Linked DNA regions of Homo sapiens: region 1 is linked to region 2. The links are chromatin loops, found by intact Hi-C in ENCODE. Cell type or tissue: heart right ventricle. All regions are shown on one strand. Each heading gives the region's core, and the rest is flanking DNA. Links, peaks and the distances in the headings are about the cores only.

The links. A loop is a pair of places that touch in the nucleus more often than their neighbours do. Peaks named below come from ENCODE experiments on the same cell type or tissue, not always from the same donor. Only the 100,000 strongest peaks of a DNase experiment are listed, where the experiment ranks them.
Region 1: a loop joins it to region 2, with 4 times the contacts of the local background. A loop is called at or near these places in 32 of 110 quality-filtered maps.

Annotation. Positions count from the first base shown.
Region 1 is chr1:101,029,853-101,036,115 of GRCh38, reverse strand. All of the region lies in intron 1 of DPH5-DT (DPH5 divergent transcript), which reads right to left. Among named protein-coding and RNA genes, the nearest start is that of DPH5-DT, 7.1 kb to the right of the region's middle. In heart right ventricle, for the core only: no CTCF peak of the experiment used is centred there; no DNase peak of the experiment used is centred there; H3K27ac peaks cover 998 bases.
Region 2 is chr1:101,285,819-101,292,081 of GRCh38, reverse strand. No RefSeq gene overlaps it. Among named protein-coding and RNA genes, the nearest start is that of LINC01307, 35 kb to the left of the region's middle. In heart right ventricle, for the core only: CTCF peaks have their summits at 3,253 and 3,466 (motif pointing right); a DNase peak (open chromatin) is centred at 3,461; H3K27ac peaks cover 544 bases.

The DNA.
Region 1 (6,263 bases), core at 709-5,708, 260 kb after region 2:
ATGAGAGGTTTCTGAACTAGAATTTTAAGGATAATTCCTATGAGATAAAGTAGGGAAGTATTCCAGGTAGAGGCAACACACTGAGCAATGGATGGCCATGAAATTTGAGATAAATTAACCAGAAGCAAGATAAAAGCAGGTGAGATCACATAATTAAAAAAACTGAAGACCACAAACATGGGCAAGAATCTCAGCCTGAGCTGTCTAATGAAGACCACCAAGCAGGAACACAGCAGGTGATCAACCATAGTTCGAGAAATAGGCAACTGGCCACTGAGCCACCACATACAGCTGGGCAGCTGTATGTCATCTATGTGAACGGTACCTCTTGAAGTTGTGCCTACACCTGTTCAAAAGTGCTCAATGACCCTGGCAATTTCAGATAGGTGAGTGTCTTCCTTTGTGGGAGCCTAGCTTTGTAAAAGGGAACCCAATCATGGGTAGATGGGGCCAAGGCAAGAACTTAAGTCTCTCAGAGGAATGAAATCAGTAGCAAGTTCAACCTCTTGAAATAACAAGGCAGAGATGCAGGTCCTGATGACTAGGAAGAAGGCAAGGAACTCTATTACTGAGATGGCAGGGAGGCCAGGCAGGAGCACAGATAATAGGAAAGTAAATGACATCTAAGTGATGCAAATATCAAAATTAGTGTGATACTAAGTAATTTCTACATAGGATTTCTTATAGCTTCTCTGTCTAAGAAAATGACTGGCCTCAGTCTCAGATTACCATGCCCTGAACACCTTCAACCTACTGATGGGTTTAATCGGTCACAGGACAAAGTTATTAGGAACTAAACATCACACCTTATTCAAGAAAAAATTTATCTTTAAAATTACTAACACCACTTTCTGTTTCCTTTCATGTGCAAATAACATTGCAGCTACATTATAATTTTTAAAAGGTTTGAGCTTTAGCCTGGATGTCCATGTTTTCTTAGTACTAAATATTCTAATTACAAATTCACTTTTTGTTTGGTGTCAGGAGGGATGGATGATGGTCCTAAACTGCAATTTTACCTAGAACACACAGAAATTCTGTAAAACCAGCTAGCTAGAGAATATTTTTGGTAGTAATACTAGCTAATGTTAATTGTGCACTATATTGCAGGCCTTTAGATATACAGTTTACTTATCCCATTTAATCTTCACAAAACCCTAAAGGTAATAATATTTATAATGATTGCTAACATTTATTGAACACTTACAAAGTGCAAAAACACTGTTCAAAGACACTGTTTATGTGTAGTATTACTTCATTTAATCATCATGATGATCCTATAAGTGCCTTTATTATATGTATTTTACAGGCAATATAACTAAGGGTTCAAGAACTTTCCTAAGGTCACATTGCTAGTAAGAGAAGCCAAAATTCAAATCCTGTAGTCTGACTCTAAAGCCCATGACATTAAAGTCCAGGCTTTTAACCACGCTATTCACTGCTTCTGCAATTGGTATGCATGGAGAAAACAATATTTTTGATACCACTAATACTACTACTAATATTTTGATATGATAGGATTTCATCAGGTTTTATTTAATAAACACCAGAAGAGAGGCAATAGCCAGAAGCAAAGATAAGATTAAAATAGAATCTATATGAGTTTGAGTCTGAATCTCAATAAGCCTTTATCAGAAAATGTAATGAGCTCTGATAGTAAGGTGTAAAAATTGCTGAAGAAAAAAAACCAATGCTACTCAAAGTATACAATAGAAAATATTACTGCAAAACAAGCAAAAGACCCTAATAACATAAAGCAAAATGTAAGGAAATAAGATTAGGGTGAATCATATTCTGTGACTACCTAGGATTTAGAAATGCAAACAAAAATCACTCTGAGAAAATTAAATCTGTGAAAATTCTGCAACTTGATATAGATATCGGTTTAATTTTGGTTGAAAAAGTTTCTAGTTATGAAAAACATCACTGTACTTACAGTGAAGTACAGTTATGTGAAGAATAACTCAAGGTCTACAGTTTATTAGTATAAAAAATTTAGTAACTTAACGTTTTTTAAAAAAAATTTATATTGGTTATGCTAATTTCCAGGTTTAAGGAATTACTGTATTGCTTGCAATTTTATATCGAAATCTATTAAAGGAGGAAGGGTAGAAAAGGAGGAGGAGGGGAAAGATACTTCTTATTGGGTTTTGAGTCATGAAACAAAGCAAAGGTCCACAAGTGTAAATAACTTACATTGACTGATTACCGGTCTAGTGTTTTTTCCATTCTAACCAAAAAGGAAGCTACTGAATCCTACAATGTGACTTAGAAATCATCTAACTAAAAGCATTCATGTTACTGATAGCAAAAAATGGTCCAAACCCACATAGTTATTGGCAGCAGAGGCATAATGAGAAGTGGGTGTCCTGACAACAGGTATTCTCTCCAGGCAAAACATATATATATATTTTTTTTTTAAAGTATATTTTAATTATTTTAAAATAACTTTAGCACTTAGTATGTTTCAGGCACTAAGTGCTTTCAATACATTAAAACATATTTCACACATATTTATTAGTGAATCTATTAAGGCCCCTTTAAAGGAAGTATCTTATTCACAAATGGATTTACTCAACTACAAGTATAGATTCCACATTTAAATATTGCTGTGGTGGGAGAAAGAAATATTTTTGTCTTCAAAAATAAATAAATTGACTTTGAAGAGGTTTTAATTAATACTGACTTTAAAAGCACTTTCGTCCAATACAAAAAGTGATATTGATTTTATTCATACTGAATAAAGAAAATAACTGAAAAATTAAATAACTGAAAATTTAAAATAACTGAAAAAAATTACATATGAGGCAATTGACACCACCACAGAGCTGCAAATTAAAACCACAACGATATCTCACTACACACCCACTAAAATTAAAAGGTATCACAATACCAAGTGTTGACAAGGATACAGAGCAACTGTAACTTGCATCTATTGCTGGTGGGAATGTAAATTGTACAAACACTTTGGAAAACTGTTTAGCACAATTTGTTAAAGTGAAAACATATATCCTATAACCCAGCAATTCCAATTCCTAGGTAATATAACCCAACAGAAATGAATACTTAAATGTCTAACAAAAGACAGATACAACAATGTTCATAGCAGATTTATTCATATTGGCCCCAAACTGAAACATCCATCAAAAATAAAGAAGATGAATAGTAGTACATTCATATAACAGAATTCTATTCAGCAAAGAATGAACTACTACTACACAGAACATGGATGAGTAAAGCAGAGCCAAGGAAGCCAGACGCGAAAGGGTACATTTTACATGATTCCGTGTATAAGAATAGCCAAAACTAACTTACAGTCAAATAGTGGTTCGGTTACCTTGGAGAGGTGGGGCGGAGGCGGGGGGGCATTTACTGGGAGAGGATAAAAGGGAACCCTCTGGGATGCCAGAAATGTTCCACATCTTTATCAGAATGATGGGTACATGGTTATACACATACGTAAAAATTGTATACTTAAAATTTGGTGGACTTTGCTTTATGTAATCTATATCCCATTTCTGTGAGATTCATCCAGGTTGTTTCATGTAGCAGTAATTCATTCTTTTTGATTGCTGTATAGCATTGTATTATATGAATGTATCACATAACACAATGATTCTTTTTATTGTTGTTGGGCATCTAAAAAGCTTTTTTAAAAAAAGAATTCAGTTCCCAAATGAACATTTTCTCTGCTCACTAGCAGATTTTGTTTACTAAACTACTAAGAAGCAAAGTCCATTCACTTTTTTTTTTGAGACAGGGTTTCACTCTGTCACCCAGGTTAGAGTGCGGTGATGTGATCATAGCTCATTGCAGCCTCAAATTCCTGGGCTCAAGCAATCCTCCTGCCTCAGCCTCCTGAGCAGCTGGGACTACAGGTGCATGCCACCATGCCCAGCTAACTTTTTTATTTTTATTTTTAGTAGAGACGAAATCTTGGTATGTTGGCCAGGCTGGTCTCAAACTCCTGGGCTCAAGTGATTCTCCCTCCTCAGCCTCTGAAAGTGCTAGGATTATACAGCTGTAAACCACCACATTTGGCTCCATTTCCTTTAAGTTCTACTTTAAGTTTTAACAAATTGCCAGACAACATTTCTTTGGTGCCAACCAAGTCTATAGTGTTGAACTCAATGACAGAATAATTGAAATGAAGAGCTTCTCTCAGAAAGAATACCTCAGAGAATAATATTAAAATAATAATGCTTGCTTAAGATGACTTTTGTCAATCAGTAAACTATTTAGTGGATTGGTCTATAATTACTGAATTATGTAAATGATTCATATAACTTTTGTGAATGGGGAAAAGAATAAGAACCAATCTAGGTGGACTTGACTTTCATATTATAATCTGACAGACACTGTAGATAATTCTAAAATTAATTTCAAACTCTATATCAATATTTGTCAATGTTTTCTGAGTCTTTACTAGTTGTCTGAAAGTATGCTAAACCCTTTATATGTATTTTTTCATTTATCCTCACAATAATCCCATGAAAGATGTTACTATTATCTCTATTTTATAGAATAGGTAACTGAGGTTTAAAAAGGGAATGCAAGGAATACACTACTGAGTGAAAGGCCTAGACTAAACACGGTCTGAATGACATCAAAATGTGAGTTCTCAATCATTATAAAAAATCCCCTCTGTTCAGTTCTTCTCCTCCAGAAATTTATTTATAACTTATTACCATGTGTAGATGTATACTCATTCATTCAATATATATTTACTGAGCATCAAACACTGTTCTAGCTGTTTGTTTCACATTAGAGCATAACACAGACAAAAAAATCCTGCCTTTGTGGTGCTTATACTCTAATAGGATGTGGACAAAAAACATCATAATAAATAAGTAAACTAGACAGTTGTGTTACAAAGTGAGCAATGCTACAGGGGCAAATAAGCGGATAAAGTGATTAGAAATGTTGGTTGTAGTTTACATAAAATAGCCCTCACTGAGGAAGTGAATTCTGAACAATGACTTCAAGGAAGTGGAGCCAGAGCCACACAGCTATCTGTAGGGGCCAGGGGTACGGAGACGAGGAGGTGAGGCTGGAGAACTAGGGGAGTGGTGTAGATAGTGGGGGTATGTGTGTGTGGCTAATATACAGCCTGGTAGTTCGCTTTTATGAATTTTGGCTTTTGAATGAAAGGGAAACCACTCCCCTTCTCCCACCAAATCTTGGCTAGTTTAGCTATGTTTCCCTAAAAAACCTTAAAGGGACACTGTAAGTTTTTGTTTTTGTTTTTGTTTTTTATTTGAGACGGAGTCTCGCTTTGTTGCCCAGGCTGGAGTGCAGTGGCACGATCTTGGCTCACTGCAAGCTCCGCCTCCCAGGTTCAGGCCATTCTCCTGCCTCAGCCTCCCAAGTAGCTGGGACTACAGGTGCCCGCCACCACGCCCGGCTAATTTTTTTGTATTTTTAGTAGAGACGGGGTTTCACCGTGTTAGCCAGGATGGTCTGGATCTCCTGACCTCGTGATCCACCCGCCTCAGCCTCCCAAAGTGCTGGGATTACAGGCGTAAGCCACCGTGCCTGGCCTGTAGTTTTTTTAAATGCAAAAAGAGTGAATTATGTATCCCTGATTCTACCTTTTTAGCAATAGACTTTGGAGGAAGGACCTGCCATATACGAAAATGGGTTAGAAACAAACAGAAAGTTTACACATACATGCACATACACACAGGCACTTAAGGGAACATTCTGGGAGCTCCTTTACACAAAAACGCAGGGCTCTAGGTGACTTCTTTACGACAGTCCATATTGTTACTGATTCAATCTATTAAGCTAGGATGAATGACAATAAAAATTTCCACACTTTACACAGAAAATAGCTCTAGATTTGTTTTTTATGCATTTTTACATCATATGATTAACATATAATGTATGGATGAGTACTTAAAATCACTGGGTTTATAAAAAGTGACTTTTTCTCTAAGTAAACAAGTGTACAATAAAGTAACTTCAAATCTTTTAACCTTAGTAAATACAGGTCCTTATCCTAAAGCAATGTTATCTTTAATTATCACTTATTTGTGAATTGTTAGAAAATAATGACTTCAATCAATTAAGAGTCTGAGCTCTACAAATATTAACCAAGATTTCCTCTAACAAAGGCAATTTCTGGGAACATGTAGGTTAAAAGGCCAGCTTCATAGTAAAATAATATTCTTCATTCACAGTAAGGTCAGATGGAGTTTAGTCAGTCACCCTGATGTCTTCTTTTCAATACACAAACTGCTTAAACAGGACAATTGAAGGAT
Region 2 (6,263 bases), core at 484-5,483:
TCATAGGAAAAGTAGCATCTTAGTTGGCCGTTGGAGGAAAAACAGAATTTTAATAAGGAAAGAAAGGCATAAAAAGAGCAATCCAAGCTGAATAAGAATAACAAAGTCATGGAGATGTGAAAGTGCAGGGTAAGTTCAGGAAATAGGAAACTGCTGTGTGGTTAAAGCAATGGGCACGTGGGAGATGGTGGTGGAAGATGCAACCCGATCAGGCAGGAGCACAAACATCAGACTCTGGATTGCATCAGACCCAGGAGAGTGTTTTCAGTCAGATTTTCAACAATGACAGCCTTGTTAGAATAAGTGGGTGGCTTCCCCTGATAACTACTTTGAAGGACAACATTCACTGAGGTGCTTAAGTTCTAGGACTGCTTAAAACCAAATCAGGTCCCATTGCTTGATAATTACAGCTGATAAAATCATGTCTCTGTACAGGAAAATTTAGCACCAATTAGTTAAATCATCAGGCTTCAGAGCAGAGTCATCAGCAAAGCCACAAAGGAGGAAGAGGCTTAGTCCTGCTGGGCAGTCTGGCAAATGAAGTTACTAAGTATAAACATAAAGTCTTCCAGGCACTCCCCTTGGGAAAATCTGTTTCTCGCTTGGGGGAACTGGAGAGGTCTCTCCTAGGATCAGGAGTTACAGGGGATGAGGATGGTGGGGGTAGGGGTGCATGGACTGAGTTTGGGAAGGACCTAGCATCGTGGAGTGCTCAGGTGCAAAGGAGAGAAATCAGGAAAGAAGCCCAGTTTATCTCTAGCACCAAGGTAAGATGGAAATGGTGGGGGCACTGAAGGAAGATTGCAACTTGTTCAGCCTCTGGGTGCCCAACATGCATACCAAAGCCTCAAGATAGAGCACCCATGACAGCACAACTAATTCCAAATGCTACAAGCTTGTGGTTCAAGGCTACCAATAAAATACCCTTAGTCCCACCCACAAAGTTTCTAATTTAGTGAGCTAAATTAGACCTGAGATGGGCTGAGAATTTGATTTTCTAAGAACTTCTGAGGTGGTGCTGATGCTGCTAGTCTAAGAACCTCCGACCTAGAACTTATGAACCACAGCCCTCAGGTGACATGTTTAGTAGCTGAATCTGAGAGAAACTGCAAAGGGTAGGAGTTGACAGTTTCCAGCTCAGACTACCTGAGGGGGATCTGTATGCTCCAGAGACTGATAAACATCAAAACAAGCAACAATCCAAGACAGATAGTGATCATGCAATAAAAAGAAGGCAGAAAGGGAAGGTTAAAGGAAGGAAGCAGAGAAGGAATCTGGGCCATTTGCCTGGAGACAACCACCCAGTAGAGCAGAAAGGAGCTGCATCACTAGCCAGTCACTCGGAAGCTACAGCTCTGTTGTCACCTGGCTGCATCTAGAATCATCTACGGAGCTTTCCAAAAATGCCAGGTGCTAAGCCTCACCCCCCCAAACAAATTAAATCAGAATCCTACAGATGGGGCTCTGACTGTGGGAGTTTCTGAAAGCTCCCAGATGATTCAAACGTGCAATTAGGGTTGAGAGTCGCTGTTCTAAGGGAAATTTGATCCTGTTTAAAGAAAGAAAGAAAGAAAAAATCCAATAGAGAAATCTGTGGAAGAAGCAGTCTATCTCTACTTAACTTAAAATGTAACAAGATTTCTAAAGTGATTGCTCCTCACCTTCTTACTCTATCCTTCCCAAACCTTCAAATTCGTTTACAGCTGTGGATACATCCAGCACTGTGCCTGAGCAGTTTCTTTCTTATTTATTTATTTATTTATTTATTTATTTATTTATTTATTTATTTTAAAATAAAGATGAGGTCTTGCTATGTTGCCCAGGCTGGCCTCAAACTCCTAGGCCAAGCGAACCTCTTGCCTCAGTCTTCCAAGTACTGGAATTACAGGTGTGAGCCATTGTTCTCAGCCTATGGAGCAGCTTCTGTGCTGTTGTGCTCCCCCATGCTTTGCTTACTGTGGATCATGATTACGGATTATGGTTAACAGCAGTCAAACAAGCCTTGTAGCTGAAAATATTGAAAGAGGCCTTCTCCTAGGGCTCACTCTCTTCCTGTCTCTCGGAGGTCTGACACCAAGACAAATGGTTTTTGTCTCTGCATAGCTACAAATCTATGGATCATTTATTTTATATTAGATTAAAAATGTGAGCTTAAGAGTCAATGCTGCCAAGCATGGTGCCTCATGCCTGTAATCCCAGCAACTCTGGAAGCAGAAGGATCTCTTGAGCCCAGGAGGTCAAGGCTGCAGTGAGCTATGATCACACCACTGCACTACAGCCTGGGTGACAAAGTGAGACCCTGTCTCTAAAAACATTTAAAAGAGTAAAAGTAAAAAAGGGTCAATGCCCTTACAAAAGAGATTTCTAGAGCATCTAGTCAAATTTTATATATCTATGTCTGAGCATACTGAAGAATAAGTGAAATGTTATATGAAACTGCAATATATAAATAGATAAAAAGAAGCATTATAGAACTGTGTATGATGTTATTATTTGTGTTAATAAAAGAAAGAGGTGGGGCAATATGGGGGAATATCTCCAAAAATATAGATAATAGATTGTGACATTGGTTTACTCTAATGTGGGGCAGATTAGTGAGGAGACTTTTTGCTATGTGCTCTTTTCTACCTCTTGAATTTTGAATCACTTACATGGATTACCTATTCAAAAATAAAATTTTTTGAATTAACTTTTTATAGTGGGGCCTGTTCTGGTTAAAACAGTCTGGACCTTCCTTTTCAACCTCTTCCCCTCATCCCAAGCCCTCACACCCAGACAAAGATCCATGAAGATTTCTAAACCCATGATGTTCCTCAGACGACGCCTCCCCCACATGGGGTTTGGTGGAGAACTGCTAAACCATTTCACTCCCACATTTTTGTTTTCTTATTTTTTGTAATGACAGGTCTCACTATGTTGCCAAGCCTGGTCTCGAACTCCTGGCCTCAAGCAATCCTCCCTCCTTGGCCTCCCAAAGTGCTGGGATTATAGGGGTAAGCCACCACATCTGGTCCAACCGCACATTTTTGAGCAGCCAGAACTGATAGAGAGAGAGACCCAGTGACTTGTTCAAAGTCACACAGCTAACATATACATCAAAATCTGATTATTTCTCCAGTGTTTTTTTTTCTTTGCCCCCTCAAACATTTAATCCTTTCAACACAGCCTCTCAGATACTTGATGAACTTCTATACCTATGCCAAAGAGATAGCATTAGTACAAACACAACAACAGCGGCAGAAAAAAATGTACGGACCAGACACCAACTAAGTAAACACAAGCCGCCCAGTCACAACATTAATTATACAACAGCAACAGTCCTCACCACTTGTGAGCTGTTTACCACTGCAGTATAAAAAGGTTTATGTAGCTTATCTGAGTGTTTTGTGGCATGCGTCACAAGACAAACATTTGGAAGATGAAAGCTCCATACACAGATTTCTTTGGTGCTGGCACAGCCCTAATGACCACTAGGTGGCAGTAATGTCCTAACAACAATACTGCTGCTGACCTAGAACCCTTAGAAAGTGTAACAATGAATTAATATCACACAACTGACTACACATCTGAATACACAGCCTTAGTACAAAGCTCCAAATAATTCATTCGTTTGATAAGTTGTGCTACCATTGTAACAGCTAAGAATGTTTTAGTTTATGTCACAAGTAGGCTCAAATCAACAGCCTTTGGGCAGAATCTGGTCAGCAATGTGTTTGTCTAGGGTAGTATTTGGTTTTGTTGTTTTGTTTTAATCTGTAATGCTTTTTGGCAAGCCCTCTCTAATTTGCCAGAACTCCCATCATTCTTCAATATCTTATTCCATGCCCCACACATGTGTATGGCCCTGGAAGGCATTTGAGATTGGGATCCCTGCTAGAATATCTTTGTCTGAAATACACAGTGACTGTGCATTGCAGTCTAGCTGGTCTGGTCAACTCTCTTGGGCTTTTCCACCTCCATTTATTTATTTATTTATTTTGGAGACAGAGTCTCACTCTGTCACCCAGGCTGGAGTGCAGTGGCATGATCTCGGCTCACTGCAACCTCTGCCCCCAGGTTTCTAGAGATTCTCCTCCCTCAGCCTCCTGTGTAGCTGCGACTACAGGTGCATGTGCATGCTTTTTTTTTTTTTTTTCAGATGGAATCTCCTGTCCCCCAGGCTGGAGAGCAGTAGCGCAACCTCGGCTCACTGCAACCTTCGCCTCCTGGGTTCAAGCAATTCTCCTGCCTCAGCCTCCTGAGTAGCTGGGATTATAGGAGCCCGCCACCACCCCCAGCTAATTTTTGTACTTTTAGTAGAGACAGGGTTTCGCCATCTTGGCCAGGCTGGTCTCAAACTCCTGACCTCAGATCATCCACCTACCTCGGCCTCCCAAAGTGCTGGGATTACAGGCATGAGCCACCATGCTCGGCCCTCCATTTATTTTTCCCTAAGTCATTTTGGAACTGTCCTCACAGAGTCGACAAGAATTGCATGCTGGGTTCTGAACAGAAATATAGATGTAATGAAATATTAATCAAGCTGTAATTTGATCCACTTTCTTGTTGCTGAAAATAACGTAGCACTAGATATTGATCATTGGCATCCCCATCGTTCCTATAGATAGGATTTCTTTTTTTATTATTATTATTAATTTATTAATTTATTTTTTTGAGACAGGGTCTTACTCTGTCACCCAGGCTGGAATGCAGTGACACAATCGCAGCTTGCTGCAGCCTTGACCTCCTGGGCTCAAGTGATCCCTCCCACCTTAGCCTCCAGGGTAACTGGGACTACAGGTGCATGCCACCATGCTCATCTAATTTTTTTTTTTTAATTGTAGAATTAAGGTCTTGCCACGTTGCCCAGGCTGGTCTCAAACTTCTGGGTTCCGGCGATCCTCCTGCCTCAGTCTCTCAGCCCAGCCTAGATAGTATTTCTGGCATTAGGATCATAAGACTTTAAGAATTGATTTGCATCTCCACTGCTCCTGTAGACAGGATCTCTGACATTAGAATCATAAGGCTTTTGTTTAGGAACCGTTTAAGATGTTTTTCAGATCCCAAATTCCAGCAAAATAGCTGATGCTAACCAGTTTGAAGACCCCCACTGAGGAGGAATGGAATTGGCATGAAAATACAGCTTCTTCATCTCCTTGCCCTGACTTCACCCTCCACTCTTTGATCAATCAATGATCTCCAAATTTCAGCCTACTCCCAAACCTCTATAACCCCTAGCCACAAATTCCTTTAGGAGGTGGATTTGAGGTTCCTTCCAATGTCCTCATTTGGTGGTCCTGTTATTAAACCTCATTCTCTGCTGCAACCCCATGTCTCGATCTATTGACTTGCTGCACATGAGGGGCAACAGGTGGCAAGGCAACAGACCTCCGATGGCTGCAATTTCTCTATCTATCTACAATGTTCTTCCCCATGGTTTTCCTTTTTTCTTTTTCTTTTTCTTGTTTTTTTTTTTTTTTTTTTTTTGGCAATCTTTCTCATTCCTGAAGGCTCAGGTCAAATGTCACCTCCTCCTTCCATCAGGAAGCTTATACCAGGCCTCTCTCCTCTAACATCCCATGGCACACAGAGCCTCTACTACTTTGTTGGTGCTTGTTTTCTGCTCTGTATTGTTAGTTGTCTTTTGTCTGTCTCAGCTCTTTGTAAGTTCCTGAGGAGAGCAGAGAAGTCGGCTACTTCTTTGTGTGGGCAATGGTTTCCAGTACAGTGTCCTACTCATGCTTGTATTTCTTCTGACTCAACAACTCTGCCAGAATCTCCTCCACATGGACTAAAGGGAGGCAGGATGATTTAGAAAAAGCTTTTTATAACATAGGACTAAAGGAATACAAGTCTATGAAAAATTAAAACTAAGCTAACAATTCCACTGTCTCCTAAAAGTACTAAGAGGATATATCATAGGGTACAGGATAAGCTCTAGAGTCAGACAGCCTGAGTACATAGCTTTGCTCCACCCTTAACAAGTTGTCTCACCCTGAGTAAGCCAACTTACTTGAGAAAATATTAATAGCACCTAGTTAAAAGGGATTTTTATTTGTTTGTTTTTTACTGTGGTAAGAGTACTTACCATGAGATCTGCCCTCTTGACAAATTCATAAGTGCACAATACATTAATGTTGCACAGCAGATCTCTAAAACTTATTCATCTTGCATAACGGAAACTGTACACTCATTAGAACATGAAGGTTTTTTTAAGAAATTCTACTTTGAAATAACTTTAGACTTACAGTAAAGTTGCAAAAATTGTAGTTTCTATATACACT